Linked DNA regions of Homo sapiens: all the other regions are linked to region 3. Evidence: chromatin loops called from intact Hi-C (ENCODE). Cell type or tissue: CD4-positive, alpha-beta T cell. All regions are shown on one strand.

Evidence for each region. Hi-C counts contacts between places; a loop is a spot of excess contacts. Peaks named below come from ENCODE experiments on the same cell type or tissue, not always from the same donor. Only the 100,000 strongest peaks of a DNase experiment are listed, where the experiment ranks them.
Region 1: it touches region 3 in a loop (13-fold over the local background); 22 of 110 quality-filtered maps call a loop at or near these places.
Region 2: a loop joins it to region 3, with 7 times the contacts of the local background. A loop is called at or near these places in 35 of 110 quality-filtered maps.

What each region holds. Positions count from the first base shown.
Region 1 is chr13:43,082,067-43,090,066 of GRCh38, forward strand. It overlaps DNAJC15 (DnaJ heat shock protein family (Hsp40) member C15), which reads left to right. Exons shown (of 6, transcript NM_013238.3): 5 at 3,702-3,772. Among named protein-coding and RNA genes, the nearest start is that of LINC00400, 27 kb to the right of the region's middle. In CD4-positive, alpha-beta T cell, CTCF peaks have their summits at 3,593 (motif pointing right) and 3,797; a DNase peak (open chromatin) is centred at 3,595; H3K4me3 peaks cover 670 bases.
Region 2 is chr13:43,129,434-43,137,433 of GRCh38, forward strand. All of the region lies in intron 1 of LINC00400 (long intergenic non-protein coding RNA 400), which reads left to right. Among named protein-coding and RNA genes, the nearest start is that of LINC00400, 20 kb to the left of the region's middle. In CD4-positive, alpha-beta T cell, a CTCF peak has its summit at 3,112; no DNase peak of the experiment used is centred here.
Region 3 is chr13:42,966,272-42,974,271 of GRCh38, forward strand. It overlaps EPSTI1 (epithelial stromal interaction 1), which reads right to left. Exons shown (of 11, transcript NM_033255.5): 2 at 4,341-4,399; 3 at 2,823-2,906. Among named protein-coding and RNA genes, the nearest start is that of EPSTI1, 22 kb to the right of the region's middle. In CD4-positive, alpha-beta T cell, CTCF peaks have their summits at 3,511 (motif pointing right), 3,711, 4,688 and 4,887; DNase peaks (open chromatin) are centred at 3,500 and 4,690; H3K27ac peaks cover 312 bases.

The DNA of each region.
Region 1 (8,000 bases), 120 kb after region 3:
CCACCGGTTCCCCTCCCATGACATGAGGGGATTATGGGAGCTATAATTCAAGATAAGATTTGGGTGGAGACAGAGCCAAACCATATCACTATATGTTACTCAAAAGCTCAGTAGTAGAAAAAAAAAAAGATGAAACCAAAACTGCTCCATTTGCCAGAAGGTCCAAGAACACCACTCCACATACCCCCACTGCCAGCCAGATGCATTCTAGGGAGGTGTTTGAAATCTCTGGTCTAGGTACCATCATATTTAAAGTTATACTGGAGGTATATCATCATAGCTACATTTAGTTTTTATACTAAGCTTAAAAACTAGGCTTCTCTCATGTTGTTTAATCTTTACAGCAACAAACATGTATTAATATTAAAATGTATTAAGGTCCAAGAGACTTAATATAATAATAACTAAAAGGAAATAAACACTGCCAGCAAAGCAGAATAGGTCTCATTTCCAGAGCTCACCATTAGGAGTCTGATCATTATTATCTTAAAGGCAGAGTGTTTTGAATGCCATACTTGTGCATATGAACTTTCCTTCCTTGTGTTTACTTTAGTTCAGTGGTTGGTGGACCTCAGTATGCATAATGCGTTGTGGAGTTTTATGTACAAAACTATGTGGAACTGATTTTCAGAGCATTGTAATTAATTATCAAGGAAATTTTGACGGAGTAATTTTCAGATTTTGTATTATGTGCTCAACTAAAACTTAATATCTAGAATAAAATGGACCTTGCCATATATCTTCTAAAAAAATACAATGGTTCAGCAGAACATTCACCTATATATATATATATACACACATATATGTGCGTATGCGTATATGTGTGTATATATATGTGTGTGTGTGTATATATATATGAAATTTGGATTTTACTGAACTTATCTCATTATTTAGAGGGCCACATGGTGATGAAATTTATGAAATAGGTTTTTAAAGCTCCCCCTTTTTTACTTTAAAATTATTTGCATAGTAATCCTTTATAATATTAGTATTTACTAATATGGAGTATTTGTTATTTTAAGGAGTTTACCTTTTTACAGTCATTTTTGGAGGGTGATGTAAAATGCATTAAGCACTTGTACGATATATAATCCTAATTTCTTTTTTTTGTTTTTTTTTGAGACGGAGTCTTGCTCTGTCACCCAGGCTGGAGTGCAGTGGCGCTATCTTGGCTCACTGCAAGCTCCGCCTCCTGGGTTCATGCCATTTTCCTGCCTCAGCCTCCCGAGTAGCTGGGACCACAGGCGCCCGCCACCACGCCTGGCTAATTTTTTGTAGTTTTAGTAGAGACAGGGTTTCACCATGTTAGCCAGGATGGTCTCGATCTCCTGACCTTGTGATCTGCCCGCCTCAGCCTCCCAAAGTGCTGGGATTACAGGCGTGAGCTACTGCCCCCGGCCTACAATCCTAATTTCTATTTTAAGATACAAATCATAGTTTCAGCCCTAAAGTTATTTAGAATCTACCTAACACAACATGCCAAATACATACAGAACAGCTAGAAAACATAAGTAATAAAGGCAAGATGTGCCACAGAGCACCTGTGTAGCAAAAAAAGGAGTTGATAAATGTAGATTAGCCACAGAAATCGAAATCATTGAGCTGTAATTTTTCAGTGTAATTTTTTTTGTTTCTTAATAGGCAGTTAAACAGTATAGTGTTCATACCTCTGGTATGATGTTTAACAGTTATTTTCTCAAAATTCAGTAGTCTTTTAACCAGACAATGTTTAATTGTTTATCTGGGAGGTACCTACAAGCCAAAAAGTAAGTTTAGAATGCTGCTTCAAAGACATAGGTAAACAGCCAAGAGGAATACTCTTAAGTCCTTATAGGAAAATATTTAATTCATTTTACTCATGGAAGACTATTTTATGTGCCTACTCAGCAATTAATAGTGCATTTTAATGTGCTTGGTGATCTATCACTTACCCACAGATCAGAGGTAGCAAGTAACTAGCAAGGAACTGCCAAAGACTAGAACAATAGCAGAATCAAGGATTGACAGCTGATAGCATAGGGGAGGCACTGTTCAAAATAGAACTTAAATGAATAACATTCTAGGTCCATTTAGTAGGAGGACAAGCAAACATCTGCAGACCTTGAGAGTTTAATTGGTAATAATGACAATGCTGTGAGCCATCCAAGAAATGTTAAGTTAGGTTATTTACACTTTATTTTCAAAATGCAGGAGATATCTAATACAGTCTCATAAGCATCCTTTACTTTCATGTGTGCTAGGTTATGTTAATCTTTTTACTTATATTATCTAATTTTTCTTTAAAATAAACCTGGGGGTAGGTTTTATTACGTGTATGCTACGTATGAGAAAATTGCAACTGAGTTTAAGCAAGACATACTTTCACAGCTAATAAGTAGTGGAATCAAGAATTTGAACCTGTTTCTGACTAACTGTAAAAGCACATGCTTTTAGCTATTATGTTGTGGTTCATCCATGCAAATTAAATTATTTTGAGCTTTACAATAATTACACTGTGCTTTAAGTCAACTATTATTATCCCCATTTGAGACTCAGAAAAGTTAAGTAGCTTAAACAAGATAGTATAGCTATTAAGTAGCAGTAGTAGGATTTTGTTGTTGTTAGTGTTAATTTTTTTCCCTTGCCTAGAAAATGTACTAATAAGCAACATTTCCAATACTGGATACATTGGGTTTTACCCAAATAATTTTAGGATTATTTAATTATCTACTTTAATTTTTGTTTACAGCATAGGCTTTAACAGCCAAGCTTTTCCCATGGGTTTTTTTCACAAAGCTAAATAACTATGAGACATAAAGAGTTTTGAGATCCTCTGTAAAGGTAAAAGATAACTATAATGAAGCACTTGCTACATTCCAGGTACTGTTCTAACATTTCGTAGGCATTAACTCATTTAATCCTTACAGTTGCTCTAGCCCTGTTTTACAGTGAGGAAACTGAAGCACCAAGAGGATAAAAATTTGATCAAGCTTACACAATCTTAAGTGGCAATACTGGCATTAAAATCCAGCAGTGTGCCAGGCGTGGAGGCTTACACCTGTAATCCTAGCATTTTGGGAGGCCAAGGTGGGTGGATCACGAGGTCAGGAGTTCGAGACCAGCCTGGACAACATGATGAAACCCTGTCTCTACTAAAATACAAAAATTAGCCGGGTGTGGTGGCGCGCGTCTGTAATCCCAGCTGCTTGGGAGGCTGAGGCAGGAGAATCACTTGAACCTGGGAGGTGGAGGTTGCAGTGAGCTGAGATCATGCCACTGCACTCCAACCTGGGCAACAGAGCAAGACTCCTCCTTCTTGGGGGGTGGGGGGGGAAAGTCCAGCAGTATGCCTCTGGAATCCAAATACTTGTCTGCTACACCGTATATACCGCCTTCCCCCCAAATAACTTAGAAGCATAAGTTTTCAAACTTACAGTATTGTCTGCAGAAGCTGACTCCCCTAACCTATATGTTGTTTTGTTTTTTAAATTGATTGAGAATAAGGATTGGCATTACAAAGGACTGAAGAAAAACACATGTAACATTGAATCAATGATTTATTTTGATGGTTAGTGGAATTAAGTGGAAAGCTGTAGTTTCATATTTGTCCACAAGATGGTGAAATTCTCATTAGGTATAATTTTTTGAAACCCATATAAACCCTTAATTTATAATCTGCATTTGATGCTATTTATTATAAGCACTGTAATTTCTTTTTACAGCCCATCTGCTGGCAAGGCTAAGATTAGAACAGCTCATAGGAGAGTCATGATTTTGAATCACCCAGATAAAGGTAGGTAGAATTCCTATTTTTCATAATATGTATATCAAAATATGCTGTGAATTCCTTTCAGATTAAAGTCATATATGATATATAGTTGAGATGGAAGTTTGTGCGCCACATGTATTGTGATTTTTTTCTCATAAATGAGCATTTAGGTTGGAGTTCAGTGATTCACACAAGTAGTGGATTTATATTATCTGCTTTCAAGAACTTAGTTGCTGGTTTTTATATATGACTTCCTGAACCATCTGATGCGCCTACCATTTTTATCAAGAAAAATCGAAAACACGAGTTATGGACTCTTTGGTTGTATAAACTGATTTGGGCATCACGAATTGTATTTATGTAACCTTCAATGTAAAAGCACAAGAGTTAGAGGATTTCCTCCAAATCTGTGAATGTAATATGTCATAGATGATTCTGAATTTCTGAATTTTATTCTGGAAGGCTCTGAGGCTGAGCCATTTGTTTTTAACTGGCCAGGTTTTTAATGTAAATTTATCTTACAGAAAGACAATTATTATAACTTTAACTACACTACAGCTGCTTGAGAGGGAAAGCCCATATGTTCATTGCTGTTTCTGCTTTAAAATAACAGATGGTAGAAAGTTACACTGTATTTCAGAAGTCAAAGGGGGGTGGGGGAGGAAAGTGAAGGGTTTCTTGGATTCTTATTTACAGACTTTCAGTTTCCTAATTATTTCAAAAAAATTAAAAACAAATTTTGGATTCCTCTCCATCCTAACCAGTACCAAAATAAGGCATTCTTTTTCAGCTTTCTCACTTAATTACTTACTATAAAAGTTTTTTTCGCTAAGCATCATCTCTGTTGGTTTTTGCACTTATTATTCTTTAGTGTGAATAAACATGAGAATAAACTTTCAAAAGAGGTTTTGCTAAAGATTTCTAAACAGTTTCAACAGTTACTGAAAGATTCACTCAGCTAATTTACTTTGCATTGTGGGCTATCTTATGAGCAAGTAGTGTTTAAAGAATTACGATTTATTTTGAGATGGTATATTTATTTGAGGTGGGATTGTTGACTATAGTGGGCTTACTAACATCCTTTAGTCTCACCCTGTGTGGGGTAGCTGGGTGTGAAAGAATGGACTTCGGAGCAAGGGATCAGCATTTTTCTTTGGCTTCTACCTTCCAGTCAGCATTGTGGCCTTGAAAACTCCCTTAACTCCAAATATGAGTTTTATTATTTGCAAAATGACAGGATTTATTTCTAAAGTCCTTTTTGTTTGCATGATTTAATAACCTTTTATGCCTATTCAATTAATGTAGAGGCTGTACCCTATGTTTCTGTTCAGATCAGATTTTTAACTTAAGAAAGATGCTTTTAATGTTTTTGGATTATTGTTCCCTCTGAGAATATATTGACAACTGTGGACTTTTTTTCCATATAACTGCTCATTCACCCAAAATTTATAAACATTTGGAGTTTCAGAAAGTTCATGCACTTCCTAAAACCCATCCATATACTCACAGTTAAGAACTCCTGCTCTAGTAAAAGTGTAGTGATAGGAATGTTGGAACTTCTCTCTTTGATGGAGTTGAGAGATGATAGCTCATAAATCTAAAGATTATCCTTTGAGAAGGAAGATTGTTTTGTTTTCAATGGGAAGCTAACAGATTTTAAACAAAAATGCCTCATTGCCTTTGGTAAGCGAAATCCAAGAGTATTTGGGGAAGTATGAGAATGGGCAGCTTTTAATTTTGTTTCTTCTTCTTGGAATCCTTCAACATATTTACTTTAGCCAGGTCACCACTGGGTATTATAGGTAGTTGGAAATACTTAAATCTCATTTCCAGTGCTTCCGAATTCATGAATATGTTTCCCCACCCACCCCCAAGGAACTTTTCTGTTGGTTTTGCTACCAGCTGATAGAACAAGTTTGGAATTTCAAATGTGTGACCAACTATAATTTGTTACACATTTCATTATCAGCTGTGCAAAGAAAGTGACACCAGAAAATTAGGTGTGGGAAATGGCTGAAAATAAATTTTTGTAATTAGTTTTAAATAAGCATTCAGACGTATTTTGGTAAAAAGGAAATTTTTCTTTTTCAATGTAGTGAGATAAAAAAATAATGCAGTAAAAACATTTCGTGTCCTTGATCTAATGCTTTCAAGGCTAATATCTTTTAGATTACTGCTTTTCTTAAATTGATGAAGAAAGAGGTTGGTGGTTATGAAATGAGTAGTTTTACAGTAATGCATAGTGAATATAGAAGGGGAGAGGACAGATTGCTTAGAGATGTCTTACAGGCTGTCTAATGCAGTCTTAATCAATGTGTATTTTGCCTATTCTTACCAGTCCAGTTTGTGCAAGTTAAAAACAGAAACCAAAAGTAAACATTTAGAAAGCTTATAATATCGCCACGATACCCAAATGTGTGATACTTTTGTGCTATGTAAAAGTATTGGTCCACTAAAGATTGGAAATGTTTAAAATATTTAAAAAGTACACCTTTGCCGTAGCTTGAGAGGCACTGATCTAATCAATGCTGCCTCCTAAATCTGGGCTTTCTGCTCTGTCCCGGGGAAAATGTCCTATTAGCTCTCCTTCAAGACTTTTAGTGATTAAGAGCTTCCTGTTTCACAAGGCAGCTTGCTTTACTGGTGGACAGCTCTAACTACTAGAAAGTTCTTTCTTGCATTTAGATGAAATCTGCCTGCCTGCAGTGGGGAGATTCTCAACCTTTTCCCACTTACACACCTTTCAGTAAACACGCAGTATTCTCACACTTCCTTATTAGAGTGTTTAAGTCAAAATTAAATATTGGGATCAAAAACAAGTCAAAGTAATTATACTGTTGAATGGATTTTCTCTAATTATTCTCATTGTAAAGTAAGCTAATTTTTATCTGAAGTCCTGATAATAATATATTGTAATTTCTTACAGTATATTACATTTAAAAATGTGTTCTAAATATTTAGAAAGAGATAATCTCCAAGAGTCAGCATGGATTCACTAAGAAAAGGTGATGCCTAATTAACTTGGTTTTTTTTTTTTTTTGATAGATTTACTGGACTGTTTGTTTTGGAGGGTTCATCTTTCTTTTCCCTTCATTTCAGCATTTTAGATTTAAGGCTTTGTGTTAACTAATTTTTTTGGTAAAGAGAAAATTTTGTTTTATGCATTGATTTTCCTTGATAAATGCTGAGATCCTTAAAAGTGAAGAACGTGGCTTACTCTTCTTTATAACTTATATGGCTGACACATCATAAACTCTAAATTCGTAAGTTTTTTTGGTGAGTAAATGAATAAACAAATGGATAAAAACAAGGCAAACACTTGGTAGGTAAAACAGAATTGGTAGTGATAACTAATACATTAAATAATTTCTTAGATTAGATTGATAGGAAACAACCTGACACTAATCTTCCATTTATTCAAAAATTATTTATTTAGCACCTACTATGTGCCAGGCATTGTGCTAAATCTTAAGACAACTTCAACAAGACAATTAGATCTCTGTCCCCGTGGGATCATGCATTCTAATGGAGGAGCAGACAAAAAATAAGTAAACCTATTTCAAGTTGTAGCAAGGCGATAAAGGGTATAATGAGCCAAGATATAAAACACAGGAGAGAGGCAACTTTACATAGGATGACTGGGAAAACCTCTGTGAGGAGATGTACAGGATGAGAAGGAGCTAGCTGTGTGAAAAGTGGTAAACAAAGTAAAGGGGCTAATGTGCAAAGCCTCTGAGGGAGTGTGCTTAAGGACCTGAAGGAAAACTAGTGTGATAGGAATGTAATAGGCAAATGGAAAGATAGCATGAGATAAAGTGGTACCCAGATTTTTAAAACTAGGTATGTATTATGATAATGAAATACTGTAGGTTCTATATAAGATTTTAACTTTGTTCCAAATGCAAAGGGAAGTTACTGTTAACTTTTAAACAGTAGAGTGATATAATTCAGTACACCTTTTAAGAAGTCATTTTTCTTTCATCGTCAATCTCTATTTTTGATTTTTAAGTATACTTTAATTGAAGTGTAATTTATGGGCAGAAAAGTGCACAAATCATAACTATATTCCTTTTTCACTTTGCCAGCCTTTGCACTGATGGTGTAAAAATATTGGTGGGTAAAACTGGTGGTGTCTTAACATTAGTCAAGGCAGTGACACCAGTCTATCCATATATATGCATATGGGAAAAATGAATCATGTGATGCCATATGCAAAATTAATTCTTAATGGATTATAACCTGTTAAAAGAAA
Region 2 (8,000 bases), 160 kb after region 3:
TTTCTTGTGGATTATTGCCTGAATAAATTTCAGCAGGAACGGCAGATCATTAAGCTGTGAGCGTCACAGATCAAAACCGTTGGATTAAAAAAAAATCAATCAATTAACTTAAATCCATCCAAAGGAATTCCCATTTTACAAACCAAGTCACACCACACATTTTTACATCTTCTTTTGAGCTTTTCCTTTGCTGGTCATGGTTAGCTTGATTCTGGCCAAAATCTTTTCATTCTTTTTCAGAGATTAAAGCATACCTAACCTGGGTGGTTAAATTGGCTCATTCTGAGAGCATGCAGCTTTCCTCAGCTGCATTTTCTACAAGTCTCCATCTACAGTGTTCCAATTGATAAAACACAGACCTGTCCACTAAGTTAAACATTTGAGTCAAGGCTCAGTGGCAAATATATATTCAAACTGCAGCTCTAATAGAGGCTGTTCTGGTAAGAGAAGCCAACTTCATCGGGATGATTGACAGAAGATTCCTCGCCATAGCAACCAGGGTTATCTCTCTGGAATAACAACATTAACCTCCTTCATAACCAGTTTTTCATCCCTGAATATAAAAGGCAGCTGCATGCATCTTGTATGATCCTTTTTTTTTATTTTTGAATGAACAGTTAGCACTTCTATATAAATGGGACAAGATGCAGCAAAATCAAATTAATTTTGAATTCCTCTTGAAAAAAAGCATGGCAATGGATCTTGTAGGCAGAACAGTTAGAGCAGGAAGGGTTCCTGTCTCTTCTGAGCATAGGGCAGTAGCAGTGAGATTTCTAGTCATCTACTGCCTCTGAAATAGCCTCCTGCATTGATTTGCTTTCTGCTGCTGTGGAGGGTGGGAAGGGGCAAATAATTTGTTTCTTGTTTTGTTCCTGTCTTATTCTTTGTCCTCACAACTCCCAACGCATGCACACACACACACACACACACACACACACACACACATCCACACACATCTTAGAGGCTCTCAGGTGCAAGGCAATGAATGGTCTATGGGAAAATGGTGGGAAAATGCATATTCTTTCTGAAAAAAAATGTATATTCCATCGCTTTTTTTGAAAGAAATTGCTAAATGGACCCCAAACCATCTCCTCTGACTTATATCTAATGTTTTGTGAAAGCCGTGGACATTGGTGCCTTGAAATGTCACTGAAGCCTCTCACCAGCCCCTCACAGAGGTGCTGTGCCATGCTCTGGACCTGACTTCTCATGCCAGTCTCTGCAAGTAGCAAGCATGGCACTCAAGCCACAGGGAATAAAAACTGTGACAAGGAAAGACAGACTGTCCACCTGGTTGGACCACTGCCAAGTCATGTCCTTCCCTGTGTCATTCCATCTAGGATATTTTTCCCATTGGCACCAACTTCATTGCAATTGCCACCTTGAAAAGTGGAGCCCTCTTGGTTGAGGCTTCTGTGTCACTCAAGGTCACAATCTTGTTGCTCAAGGCCCTGGTTGTAACCTCAAAGAACGTCAGTCCTCTGCTGAGGAAAGAGGCTGAGCAGGGAAAAGGTGCCACCTGGGCCCAAGCAAGGGGAACCTGGGAACATGGCATTTACAAAGTGCAGGACAGCGTGGGGCCTCAGAGGGGAAAGTGGTCATTCAGCAGAAACACTCGGGTGAATCTCTGGCCTGATCTCTATGTAAGCAGACAAACTAGCCAAAAGGCATGACTGGTGGATTTCAAAAGATGTTCTGTGAAGAAATGTTATTTCTGAGTTGGAAGTAGGAGGAACTCTTTGAGATCCCCACTGTATTACACAAATGTTGACAGCCTCCTCAGATTCCTTCAAAGCCACCTTACTTCCAAAGCTGCTGCCTGCCCCTCACACCCCTCACCCCACCAACAGCATCACTGTCTTTGCCAAGCCCTGGAACTGCCTGGAATCCAGTTGGGGCCCTGAGTCTGTGTGACCCTGTTACCAGAAAGGGGTCTCAATTCAGACCCCAAGAGAGGGTTCTTGGATCTTGCACAAGAAAGAATTTGGGGTGAGTTCATGGAGTAAAGTGAAAGCAAGTTTATTAGAGAAGTAAAGAAACAAAAGAATGGCTACTCCATAGGCAGAGCAGTGGCATGGGCTGCTTGACTGAGTACACTTATGTTTATTTCTTGATGATATGCTGAACAAGGGGTGGGTTATTCACGAATTTTCCAGGAAAGGGGTGGGCAATTCCTGGAACTGAGGGTTCCTCCACTTTTTAGACCATATAGGGTAACTTCCCAGTGTTGCCATGGCACTTGTAAACTGTCATGGCGCTGATGGGAGTGTCTTTTAGCACACAAATATCACAATTAATATATAATGAGCAGTGAGGATGACCAGAGGTCACTTCCATCACTATCTTGGGTTTGGTGGGTTTTGGCTGGCTTCTTTACTGCGTCCTGTTTTACCAGCAGGGGCTTTTTGACTTGTATCCTTTCATACTAGTCCTGCCAACCTCCTATCTCATCCTGTGACTAAGAATGCCTGATCTCCTGGGAATGCAGCCCAGCAGGTCTCATCCTCATTTTACCCAACTCCTATTCAAGATGGAGTCACTCTGGTTTGAATACTTCTGATAACCCCATCCCCACTGCTGAGCATCCTCATTCCTGGTCACTTTTCCACTCCAGGATTTGGATAAAATACCACAGCCATGGGCATGGGACCTGGCCTCCTGAGCAGCTCCTGAGGAGCCAGATGATACCCAGAAATGCAAGGTGTTACCTCCATGGTGTGTGAACCTGAACCAAGGTAACTGGAGGTGGAGAGTATGTCCTCCCTCCACCCTGAGGTGTGATTCAACCTGGCTAATCTTCTGCAGAAGTCCCATGAGCTGAGCGGACACACTCAGGGCAGTTTGTGTCTCTAGCCACTCACCAAGAAGCAGCATCTAGAGCAGCACCATTGCATCACCTTGATCCTCATCTTTCCTGCCTTTCCTCCTCTTTCTTTCCTCACCTCTCCAAGGTTACACCTCTCCAATAAAGCAGCCGCACTGTAATCCTTGCCTCAGCCTCTGTGTGGAGGACGGGGCTAGGAAAACTAGCTACATGAGTCATACTCAGAGCTCCTCCCTGTGGCAAGCATTTTAGGTAAAGGAGTAGGTGGTGAAAATCATGGCCTTTCTCTACGAATCAGTCCAAAGACTCTCCCCTTCATTTGCTAAATGACCCCTGATGTTACAGCCACCTCTGGAAGCTGCAAGTTTCCCAAAAGCTGAGGTTGAGGAAGGGTCGGTTGGTTAATTGTTTTTAAGAAGCAGTGTAATGGACCTTATTACTTAATTGACAAAGGGCTTGACTGGTGGAAAATGAAGCCTCCTTGCCTCCAAGATGTTGCAATTAGTTTTCTTTAAAACAGAAAAGAAATGTTCCTGAATAATCAAAAGAACAATAGCAATAGTAGCAACACCCCAAGTTACAAATTGCCTGGGCTATTGGCCTCCTTTAAACACACACATAGGGGGCATTGCTTTTTCCTGTCCAGAGGAAAGAAAGCTGATGCTCTTCCCCTCTCACTCAATGCCCTCCTCACAAAGTCTTGCTGACCCTGCCTCGTGTAAATATTTCATTATTTACGGGTGTGTTGGTTTATTCACGCACCTGCCCAGCCATCCTGTGATCTCTCTGTTTGTGTGGAGCCTGTGTGTGACTAGTTGGTTGCAGCTGGTGCTAATGAGGCCAAAGCCTGGGTTCAATCCCCAAGGGGGCCAGTTAACTTCACCTGCTCCGTGGCTAGAGGCTGCACTCAACAGCTCTGAATGGAGCTTGTGTTGTGTGTACTGGGCGACAGGCACAGGGGTAGAGGGAAGGGAGGAGATGGTTCAGCATGTGGTCCCCATGTCTGCTGGAGAAACAGCCACAGCCCTTGGCACCTTCCACCCCTGCAAAGGTCAGCACTGTGTTTCTTGTTTTTTTTCCCCCTAAGATTACTTCTTTTATCCTAAGGTTAGAGGACGTGGGCATGTATGTTTTAAAATTTCCCCTTTTTATTTAATTGGCAAGTATTATGTCTTATGAGTTAAAGAGTAAGGCACATTTTTTTGGCCTCAATTCCTTTGGGCATCCATTATTCATTTACTAGAACACACAGCCTACTGGAGAGGTGCATCTGTGGACATCAGAAAAAAAAAAACTAGGAGGAGTTACAGATTGTGGCATAAGGTTTGGTGAAAATATTCAAGAAAAAAATTATTCACTCAACAAATACTTATTGACTGCCTATTATGTCTCAGGCACTACACTAAAGATACAATAGTGAACAAAATAGATTTTAAAATTTCTGCTCTATGGAGCTTAAATTCCAGAGGGAGAAGGTGGTGCAATAGATAGTAAATAAGAAAAAGGTAGTAAAAAATATGTATTTTACATAACCATAATTTTGAAGAAGAATAGAGCAGGAAATGGACAGAAGTCACTAGGAAGGGTACTCCAACTATAATAGGATGGTTAAGGTAGACCTCAGTGAAAAATGATGTTAGGGCAAGGACCTGAAGTAAGGGAGAGTGAGCTGCGTAGCTAGCAGAGGGAAGAGCAAAGGTGAGAAGGGCAAGGAGGGAGCATGCATAGTGCCTGGTATGTTTGAGGAACAGCCGGGCGGGGGTGCAGTGTGGCTGAGGCAGAGGGAGTGAGGGAGAGGCGATGTTCCTGAACTGAACTGGGGTGTGCTCACCTGCTGCAATAAGATCAAACATCCACACAGAGGTTTGCAGAGGGAGAAAGGAGGGCATTTATTTGCAGGGCACCAGGCAATGTTGATTGGGCAGCTCATGCTTAAGACCTGAACCCTTGCAAAGGTTTGCAAGCGAGGGTTTTTAAAGGCAAGGGAAATTTTCAGGAAAACAAGTTAATACAGGCAAATTTAAATCAAGGCATGGAGGTTATACATTGGTTTGGCCTAAGAAGGTGGGACACCTTGAAGCGGGGCCTTTACACGTCATAGGTGGGTTCACAGATTTTCTGATTTGCAATTGGTTAAGGAAAAGAAGCTTTGTTTAAAAATGTGGGGTTAGCAGAAAAGAACGTTAGCTCTGGCTCACAGGTGTGACTTCTTCCAGGCCCATCAGGAAGAAAGAACGAAGAGCAGTGGTCGGAGTTCAGTCCCCGGTTCCCCCTTATCCAAGGTCTGTGTGCCAGCAGATACATTTGGTGGGGGTCCAGGTTTTGAAAACAACTCAGGGACATACGTTAAGAATTAATCTTTAGTTTCTATAGGGAACCAAACATCCCATGACTCTAATTTCCTTGGCTATTGTTTTAGGCTACTATTACCTTCTTGCTGATCAAATTGCTCATTTACTTCTCAGGGCCAGCTAAGTGCCTGCAATCTGAAGGAACTTAAGATTTTTCATTTCCATGCTTGTGGTAGTGAGGGGGGCACAGGCCCCTAAGAGGGGTCCCTGCTCCATCTCAGGATGGGAGATGCAGCCAAGAAAAAAGGGAGGAAGGAGAATCAGGTGGCGTCTACAGGCCCTTGCAAAAGCTTTGGCTTCTTTCTCAAAAAGTTAGAAAAGGCTTCCTCAAAGATGTTGCTTCTGAGTCGGGTCCCAGGAGCTGATTAGTGTTAACTCATTCATCTGCACTCCGGCTGAAGCAGGTGTTGCCAGACTGACCGTGTAATTTGGTAGTTAACATGTGTGTACCAGGCTGTGTTTTCAGACTTGAAGACAGAGTGGAGTTAGCATCTGCTCCTACCCCTCCCTCACCCACCCCATCCCCACGCACTCATACACACTACCGGCCTGGGAGTCATATGAAGCTTATATGGTCCCACCATGGGGGCCCACACAAGGACCGGGATTAGTTTGCCCACCAGCCAGGCAGGTGGGGGCTCAGAACAGATAAAGATTTGTATTATTTCTTGAGCCACAGTTATAGATGTCAGCTCATGCTTGCTAAAGAAACAAATGAAAATTAACTGGCAAGGCAACCCCAGGGCAACTGAATGAGGGAGAAAGCAAACACTCCCCGGGTTCCAAGCAGGAAGGAGCCACATGGGGGCTACTTTGGGGGCATGGAGGAAAAGGTAATTATAGAACACTTTGAGGAGCAGATAAGATTTGAGTGGGTCTTGAAGCACAGGTGAGTGTGAATCTTCAAATGGGAGGGAGAGCATGACAAGTCATTGTTCCTTTGTGAGGGGCGGTAGGAATTTTTGGAAATGTTCAGGAGTCAGGAAGAGGACCATCTAGGCTAGAATGGAGTGGCTGTGTAGGAAAAGGGCTGGCAGAGAGTGAGGCAGATTGTGGAAGTCCCGGAATGCCAGCTGGAAAAGTTTGGACTTTTGCTGAGGGTGATTCTCTGCTTTGGATGGCAGGACTGTAGCAGACAGAACCATGTCTGTTCCCATATGCATATAAGTATGTGTGTGGTAGCCTCGCCAGATATAAAATGCAAGGGAAACTCTGTTAAGTTTGGATTTCAGATCAACAACAAATAAGTTTTCAGTATAAGAATGTCCTATGGGGCCAGGCACGGTGGTTCACGCCTGTAATCCCAGCACTTTGGGAGGCCAAGGCGGGTGGATCACCTGAGGTCAGGAGTTTGAGACCAGCCTGGTCAACGTGGTGAAACCCCGTCTCTACTAAAAAGACAAAAATTAGCCAGGCGTAATGGCGGGTGCCTGTAATCCCAGCTACTTGGGAGGCTGAGGCAGGAGAATTGCTTGAACCTAGGAGGTGGAGGTTGCAGTGAGCTTAGATTGCGCCACTGCACTCCAGCCTGGGTGACAAGAGCGAAACTCCGACTCAAAAAAAAGAAAAAAGAATGTCCTATGAAGCCAGGCACAGTGGCTCATGCCTGTAATCCCAGCACTTTGGGAGGCTGAGGCGGGTGGATCGCTTGAGGTTGGGAGTTCGAGACCAGCCTGGCCAACATGGTAAAACCCCAACTCTACTAAAAAATACAAAGAATTAGCTGGGCATGGTAGCGGGAGCCTATAGTCCCAGCTGGTAGGGAGGCTGAGGCAGGAGAATCGCTTGAACCCAGAAGGTGGAGGTTGCAGTGAGCCAAGATCGCGCCATCGCACTCCAGCCTGGGCAACAAGAGTGAAACTCAGTCTCAAAAAAAAAAAAAAAAAAAAAGAATGTCCTATGAAATATTTGGCACATAAATACAGGATGCCCAGGTAAATTTAAATTTCACATAAACTATGTACAGTTTATTTTATTTATTTTATTTTATTTTTTTGAGACAAGGTCTCTCTCTGTCACCCAGGCTGGAGTGCAGTGGCACGATCTCGGCTCACTGCAACCTCCACCTCCTGGGTTCAAGCGATTCTCTTGCCTCAGCCTCCTGAGCAGCTGGGACTACAGGTGCATGCCACCACACCCAGCTAATTTTTGCATTTTTAGTAGAGATGGGGTTTCACCATGTTGGCCAGGCTGGTCTTGAACTCTTGACTTCAAGTGATCCGCCCACCTCAGCCTCCCAAAGTGCTGGGATTACAGGCATGAGCCACCGCACCCAGCCAAACAATGTGCAATTTTTAAGTATAATTACATCTTGCAATATTTGGGATGTAGTTATGCTAAAAAAAATTCATCACTCATTTGAAATTCAAATTTAACTGGACATGCTGTATTTTTATTTGCTAAGTCTGGCCATCAGTATGTGATGCTGAATAAATGCTACTTACCAGTGCTGTGAACTCCAGGGCAGAGCTCCCTCCTGTTACACTAACTAGCCTGGAGAGTTCCGCCACCAGAGAGCCAATTTCTCGGCCGCCTTTGGGTGCTGACTCAGCTCTCTGATGACCCAAGTTTATGAGTTACCTGTGAGAATATCTGGGCCCCCAGTTTTCTCAAGAGTCAGCCCCAGATCCCCAATTCTGCCTCTCAAAATCGAGGAATAGGAGCCCTGGCTTTTTCCAGCAGCAGCTGGAATCAATAAGCAGCCCTGATGTGTGGGGTGGGCTGGAACACAGCCTGCTACCTTGAGCCCTGCAGTATTGATCGCACAGGCAGCTGTCTGTAAACCAAGCAGGCATGCTGAAATGGGGTAGTGTTGTCAGCCTTCA
Region 3 (8,000 bases):
CCTGGCTGCCCAGTCTGGAAAGTGAGGAGCATCTCCGCCCGGCCGCCATCCCATCTAGGAAGTGAGGAGCGCCTCTTCCCAGCCGCCATCACATTTAGGAAGTGAGGAGCGTCTCTGCCCGGCCGCCCATCGTCTGAAATGTGGGGAGCGCCTCTGCCCCGCCGCCCCATCTGGGATGTGAGGAGCGCCTCTGCCCGGCCGAGACCCCGTCTGGGAGGTGAGGAGCGTCTCTGCCCGGCCGCCCCGTCTGAGAAGTGAGGAGACCCTCTGCCTGGCAACCGCCCCGTCTGAGAAGTGAGGAGCCCCTCCGCCCGGCAGCTGCCCCGTCTGAGAAGTGAGGAGCCTCTCCGCCCGGCAGCCACCCCATCTGGGAAGTAAGGAGCGTCTCCGCCCGGCAGCCACCCCGGCCGGGAGGGAGGTGGGGGGGTCAGCCCCCCGCCCGGCCAGCCGCCCCGTCCGGGAGGTGAGGGGCGCCTCCGCCCGGCCACCACCCCGTCTGGGAGGTGTGCCCAACAGCTCATTGAGAACGGGCCAGGATGACAATGGCGGCTTTGTGGAATAGAAAGGCGGGAAAGGTGGGGAAAAGATTGAGAAATCGGATGGTTGCCGTGTCTGTGTAGAAAGAAGTAGACATGGGAGACTTTTCATTTTGTTCTGCACTAAGAAAAATTCCTCTGCCTTGGGAATCCTGTTGATCTGTGACCTTACCCCCAACCCTGTGCTCCCTGAAACATGTGCTGTGTCCACTCAGGGTTAAATGGATTAAGGGCGGTGCAAGATGTGCTTTGTTAAACAGATGCTTGAAGGCAGCATGCTCGTTAAGAGTCATCACCAATCCCTAATCTCAAGTAATCAGGGACACAAACACTGCGGAAGGCCGCAGGGTCCTCTGCCTAGGAAAACCAGAGACCTTTGTTCACTTGTTTATCTGCTGACCTTCCCTCCACTATTGTCCCATGACCCTGCCAAATCCCCCTCTGTGAGAAACACCCAAGAATTATCAATAAAAAAATAAATTAAAAAAAAAAAAAAAAAAAAAAGAAAATCAGCTGGAGACCTCAACCTGCATTTTTAAGAGTCTGAGGGTCTTATTGGATTCATGCCTAGAACAGTTAGAGCCTAAAGGTATAAGGCTGTTGTCCATTGGCCACTGAGATGAGTCCTCAAGAAGAGGTAGCTACATTACAAATGGCCCACATTCACAGTTTATGAAAAGAAAGAATGCACAAGTATTTCCTGTACTTTTAATGTGATTCTCATGAAAGAGAATGCCAACCTAAAGCCATCTAAAGGGACTTGCCTATGAGGGCCATGTCAAGAACAATGGAACCCTAAAAGGAGTCTACCAAGAGCCAACAGTGAGGCCAAGCCCTGCCGACAGGAGAGGAAATCGTCTGTATCAGGGAAATCCAGGTGGGAGATGGGTAGCAGAGAGTGGGGGATGCTGAAAAACTCGAAGATTCCCAGGAAGAAGAACGAGCAGTCAGTGTAAACCTAGGCTCAAAGAAACAAGGATCACTGCATTACGAACCCCGAACTCTCTTATCTCCCTCCACTTCCCCCTTCAATCCCAGAAAGGTCAGAATCTGGGAACAGAGCCATGAATAGAGAAAAGTCCAGCCACACCCTGTTCTACTTGCTGGATTCCTACCTGAAACAGGCCTGGGTTAGAGCAGGGGAGAAGCTCTCATCTCCATTAGTAACAGAATTTTGATCAGTACCTAAGACTGAACATTAATTACTGAAATGAGACTGTTTTAGGCCTAGAATTAGCTAGGTCACTCTACTGTTTGAAAGAGACCAAAAAGCTTTAATTTCTTACATCATCCAAAAAGCCTGAGAAAGACTGTTCTCACATAGCCAATCTCAGGGGCCAAGCTAGGAAAGATTAAAGCTGTTTTCTGATTGTACCCTTCGAGTCTGGCTCATTTGCACAAAGGAGGCACTTGAGATTAGCCCTTTTCACGAAATACAGTGGGATGATGATAATATTACTATTACTTCCTCCCATTAAATAATTTCCAAATTAGATTATTTTTACCTATGTTCTTGGTGGGGGGGCAGGGTGTGGGGAGGGAACTTCTCTAAAACTATCACAACCGTAAGTGGCCCCTGACACAAGACATGCTTGTATTAACTAAATCTGTGGACACTGTGTGTCCAACCCTTTAAATTTTCGGCTGCTGATAGAAGAGAAAAAGCAAAGAAAAGATGTGAATGATTCCCATTAGGTGGCATCCCTTCTGAATGATTCAAACACCGGCAAAGGCGGCCCAGACAATTCATCACACTGGCAGCACCTGCTCCAGAGGCCCAGAGGTCTCTATCTGTAGAATAAAAACACAGGTGATGTTTCTCTTATACCCACCACCGGGTTTCCAGCTCACTCTCATCTCCCTCTTGGAACTGACTCTCCACTCCTTTTCTTCAGATTAACATTTAACTGCCATGATTAATATGCTTGTGCCAGCATTTACTCCCATCCTGACTAGTGCTATGACAGGGCATATGCAGCGCCCCAGGTAAGCTTTTTCAGAGTCAATCATCTAAGAGGCTCTAAATTATTTGGCAATTAAGCCATCACTGTGTTCCCATAGAACTCTGGCATTACAGGTTTGCTACTTGCAGAAAATCAGAAAAAAAAAAAAATACACACACACACACACACACACACACACACACAATTAAATGCATTCCACCCAAGCAGCACAATGACCAAACAAACTACAATGGACATTCACAGACAGACATATGCAAGCTGCTTACAGGATCCATAGGTGGCCCCGCCCTCCCTCATTCCGGCAGCGGCTGTGCTTGCTTACCTAGCCGTCTGGGCACCAGGTGAACCGGTTTAGCTCTGTTCTGCTCCTTCCACTTCTCCAGGTTGGCCAGCTCCTGCTCCGCAACTAAGCCAGGCGAGAAATATCAAATCGTCAATTATTAGACTTCTAAAAGAAAACCAGTCCCTTCAAAGCATAAGAAACAACTATTAGAAGGCAATTAACTATATGTGAGCATGAGTGAACAAGGCTTCCAGGTTAGAAACACAATATTCAGCCCTGACCCGTACAGGTCATCCTGGGCCCGGCCCTGTGGCACATTCTCACCAAGAGTCAGCACAGAGGGTTCGAATTTGAAAAACCACCTGGGCTCCTACTAAAAGAAGTATAGATTTTCCTACCATTCTGGCATTTTTAAAACTCTATATCAAGTTAATTTTTAAAGTTACCTATAGAAAATGTGTGCAAAACTAGAATATTTTCACGTCAATAAGAACTTTCCACACATAGGTAAACATATCCCCAGAGAATTCTGATGCCCATACTCGCTTTATCTTCAATGCTCCCAAGCTTACTGCGACTCTAGGGAATGAGGGCTCGGTGCTACAGGTGGAGACCCTTGCTCTGGTTTCAGGCACTCCAGACCACTGTGCAGAGTCGGCTTCCTGGGGAGCAGGGCTCATTTCCTAAATGTTCACTCTGCACGACAGCAGGGGGCGCCAGAGAGAAATTAGTTCTGTCACTCCAGCGCCTCCCCTTATCTCCTCATGAGACCTGTTTCAAATGTCCATTACTAGAAAAACAAATTCTGAAACATTTCGAAATCCAGACCACATTGAGACTTAATCTCCTATTAAGTATTTAAATCAAAAGCTTGTAAGATACCAGAACTGCTGGCAGTTCCCATAGTCCCTGCATGGCTGTGATTGTCATATTCTGCACTGACCCGCTGTCCCACCCGGAGCTACATGTCCGGTGGAGACTCTTTAGAGAGCTTTTTCCCTTTTGTGCCTTTCTGTCCATCATTAGTCATGAAGTTAAATTTCCTACCAATCATGTAATAAAGGAGACCATCGAATTTCAGCATAGCCCCACAGCTGGACTTGAGCAAGCCTACAATTTCTTTGTGAACTAAATGAACTTTAGTTCTCTTCCACCTCTAAAGGATAATGCTATAACTTTAAATGGCAGCATTTATATTTACTGTACATCAATTAAACATGTTATGTACGCATTAAGTACAGAGAGCACAAAAACGAGTAAGATGTGGTCCCTACCCTCAAGGAGGTTTATTGGCAATAAGTGTAAAGTTGTTCAAGCCAACAGAAATCCAGGATCTACCATCATGTCATGAGTTCTGTTACTAACGTAGAGAAACAAACTTAGAAGTGTTAATAGTAGAATATTTTTAAAGGTATAATCAAAACTAAAAAAAACAAAAAACCTTGATGAGATTTGGTGAGTCTATATAAATGAGAAAATAAAAATACTTCACACCAAAACAAACCAATTGTAAAAAGAGAGAAGCATTCTGAATGTTAAATGAATGACTATACATACTTCTTTGTATCTCATTTCTCCGGTTTATATTTGGTGCTATCAAGGTGTATGCACTTGTGCTAAAAGGAAGAGAAAAAAAAATGCTTATTACCATGAGAAACTACCAATGCATATAAGCCACCAGATATTTTTCCTTCTATTATACTGTATTTATGATCATTACCATCAAATAGGCACTATGAAAGATAATCTTCTTAAGACCCTGATCTGTTCTCTGGGACCTCACAATCTTGATGTCAAAGTAAAACAAAGGACATGGCCAAATATGAAAATATAAAGCATTCGATGAGTGACAAGTGACTAGTTGGTGTACTGTCCTTGTAGGGCTCCACCGTTCCTCTAGGTGGTGCTTGTGAGTAAATTCCTTTAAGATGGCTTTAGATTGGCATTCTCTTCTGTGTGACCACACCGGGGTACAGGAAACATTGGTACATTTTCTGTTCCCACAGACTGATCCTAGAGGCCATTTGCAATGCAGCCACCTCCTCTTGATGATCTGAGTAACTAACTGGCTTTTAGGCTTTGACTTTTCTAGGCCTATGTCCACTGGTCTCTTCTTCTCCTAGGGACACAGGTTGAGCATAATCAGGGGCTCGGAGAAGCAAGGAGTCATTTCAACCAGGCGGATCAGGGAAGACTTTTTAAGAAAAATATTCACCTCTGTGACACTAGGAAGCTGTTAAAATATTGTGAGCTTTTGAGGGCAGAGAGTGTGCTTGATTGATGTGTATTCCAAGCCCCTGGCACAGTGTCTGGCACAAAGACATTGGCTGCTTGATAAATGTGGGCTGAATTAAAACAAAATGATGCTACAGACCCAGCCTGTGAGTCTGTGTGGGGGTGGCTCTTTTTTGAGATGATGCACGTGATCCCACAAGAACATGAATACTCCATTAAGCAATAATATAGCACAGCAACAGACTGCAGCATACATGTAGGTACAGTTTTAAGAGAAATGCTGTGGATAAACACAACCAGCTTCTAACTGTAGGATTTAAGAGGGAGGGAAAAAACCCCACCCAGATACTCTTGGAAGTCTCTCTCTTCTACCTGAATACACAATTTCAAAGGGCAAATTAGCAAAGATTGAACTGTAGAGGCCAAAAGCACTGATCAACAGAAGCCATTTCCTTCCTTATCTCATTATTTTTCTAGCAGCTAGCCTTCAGCCAGCTTCAAACTGGGCTTTAATTTTAGACTTGTAAATGTGAGGTGTGCAACAGCCTTTGCATGCAAATGGGGCTGCTGGATGCCCAATTACTTAATGTATATCAGCAGACGTTGCATGTGTAGCCTAGCATGCATACAACGTTATGAATACAAAATTAGGAGACTGCCACTGGCAATTAATCCCTTGTCCATTGCACATTCTTTGTACACCCTAAGAAACATTTTTCACTTCTGAATTGCCAGTACTTTTTAGGAGCTTGGAAGCTACAATCCCGTGGGTAGTCCCTGGAAACTTGAATATGATGCAATGGTGAGCCATGCTACAGAGACTGAAAGCTGAAACATCAGATACGAGACGTAAATGCCAATCATGAAATTGCTACACAATCTTCAATGTCTGCTAACATTGTGGTATAGAGCTTCTCTCTATACCACAAATTTGACTATACTCCAGATCAGTAGTTCTCAGCCTTTATCGTGCATCATAATCACCAGGAGGGCTTGTCCGCGAGCTTGAGAGTTTCTAATTCAGTAGCCTGCGACTGGGTCAAATAACTTACATTTTTAACAAGTTCCAAGATGATGCTGTTCTTGATCTAGGTACCACACTTGGAAAACCACTACTATAGAGCAATCAAGCTATCTTAGAACATTTGGGATAAAAGAAAACTTAGGTATTCATAAATCACTGGTAAAGACACAGAGGTTGAATCTCAGGCCAAAGATCACCAGGTCAATTGAGCAACACTGATGAGACTCCAGTCTAAGACTTTTGACTTAGATCAGTTTTCTGTCTGCAGCTAACTTTTCAACTCAATGTGCAAAGCATAAAATATGACCATCCTTTAACTTTAGTCCCTTGATAGACTTCCAAACAATGCAACCTACTTAACTGGGCACTTATTATGGATTTATTGTATTAGGGGCTTGTAGAGAGTGAGGGGAGATTCCAGAACAGGGATACTAATCACTTTAACAGAACTTACACTTTAGTTAGGAACAAGTCAAGAAACCACAAAAGCACCCCACGAGAATATCCAACCACTCAACATGAGTTCTGGATGGGGAAAAAAACAAAAATAAATAAATAAAAAATAAATTAAAAAAGAATACCCAAACAAGTCTTAAAGTGGGAATGATGTAAGTACTCAGAGATCCAAAACAGTGGAGATTCATAGAGACCTCAGAAGAGTAAAAAACTGAATAGCACGAAATAAGAATAGTAAGTTGAGGCTTAAAGAATAGGATCTGAAATAGCAAAAGTGTTTCTTTGCCAGGACTTTGCCAAAAGCAGCTTCACAGAGAATTTTCCAAGTCCATGAGTCTCTCTTACGGAAATTTTGCAAAAGGTTTGGAGAGAAAAATCAACTCATTTGTAAAAGATTGTATTCTACAATATCTAATCTGGTTAAGTTTTTAAGTCCGACATCATACTAGAATCTTCCATCTTAAGAATAGGACTTCAGTCAATCTATGGCCAATGTGTGTAGCTTACAGGTACCTAATAGAGAAACATAAAATAAAGGGAAAGAATTAGCTCTGAATTTAGAGGGTTTTTACTGAAAGCATTTTAGCATAAACCCAGGCAGTGGTCCCAGTAATAAACGTTTTATGTAAATTTTATGTGAATTGCTCAGCAACCTTCTCAGCAATATTTTATTGACTGAAAATGCCAAATCTGAAACATGTTATAATAGTCCCAAGAAAGCATTGCCAAGTAAATGGTAAGGAACTTAGCTTCTATTTCTATTTCTTAATATAAGAAGAAGAGCTTAAGTCAAAGGATATGCTTTTTATTTTTTAATATCATGTGTCAGAGTGTAATGCCTTAGTAGATACAAATATTCATCCCTTCTTTCTTAGCTTTCTCTTGACATGAAGAGCAAGTATAATTTATTAATGTTTTCAGCCAATTAGTTTGTACCCACAGCAAAGGCCTTTGCTGTTTTAACCTATGTGCTATCTCTTCCAACAGCCTGACTCTCAAAGTTGCTAATCTAGACAAGCCCAACAACCAACATTTCGCATTCTTGTCATTTCCTGATTAAGCAACATTCAAGCCACTGAAATAAATATATATATTTGAAAATGAGTCTCCTTAATTACCTCATTGAAATTTAATGAAAGATCTCAATTTGTAAGATTATTTTCACTTTCCAACAGCGCACATCCGTGAGATATACTGAGGGAGAATATATGAAAGAACAGACAAGATAAAATGTTTTTCTGCACCATAAGAAACATAAAATAAAAAGATATTCAAGAAATGTTTGGCCAAGCGCGGTGGCTCATGCCTGTAATCTCAGCACTTTGGGGGGCTGAGGCGGGTGGATCACTTGAGGTCAGGAGTTCAAGACCAGCCTGGCCAACATGGTAAAACCCTGTCTCTACTAAAAATACAAAAATTAGCCGGGTGTGATAGCACACGCCTGTAATCCCAGCTACTCGGGATGCTGAGGCAGGAGAATCGCTTGATCCCAGGGGGCAGAG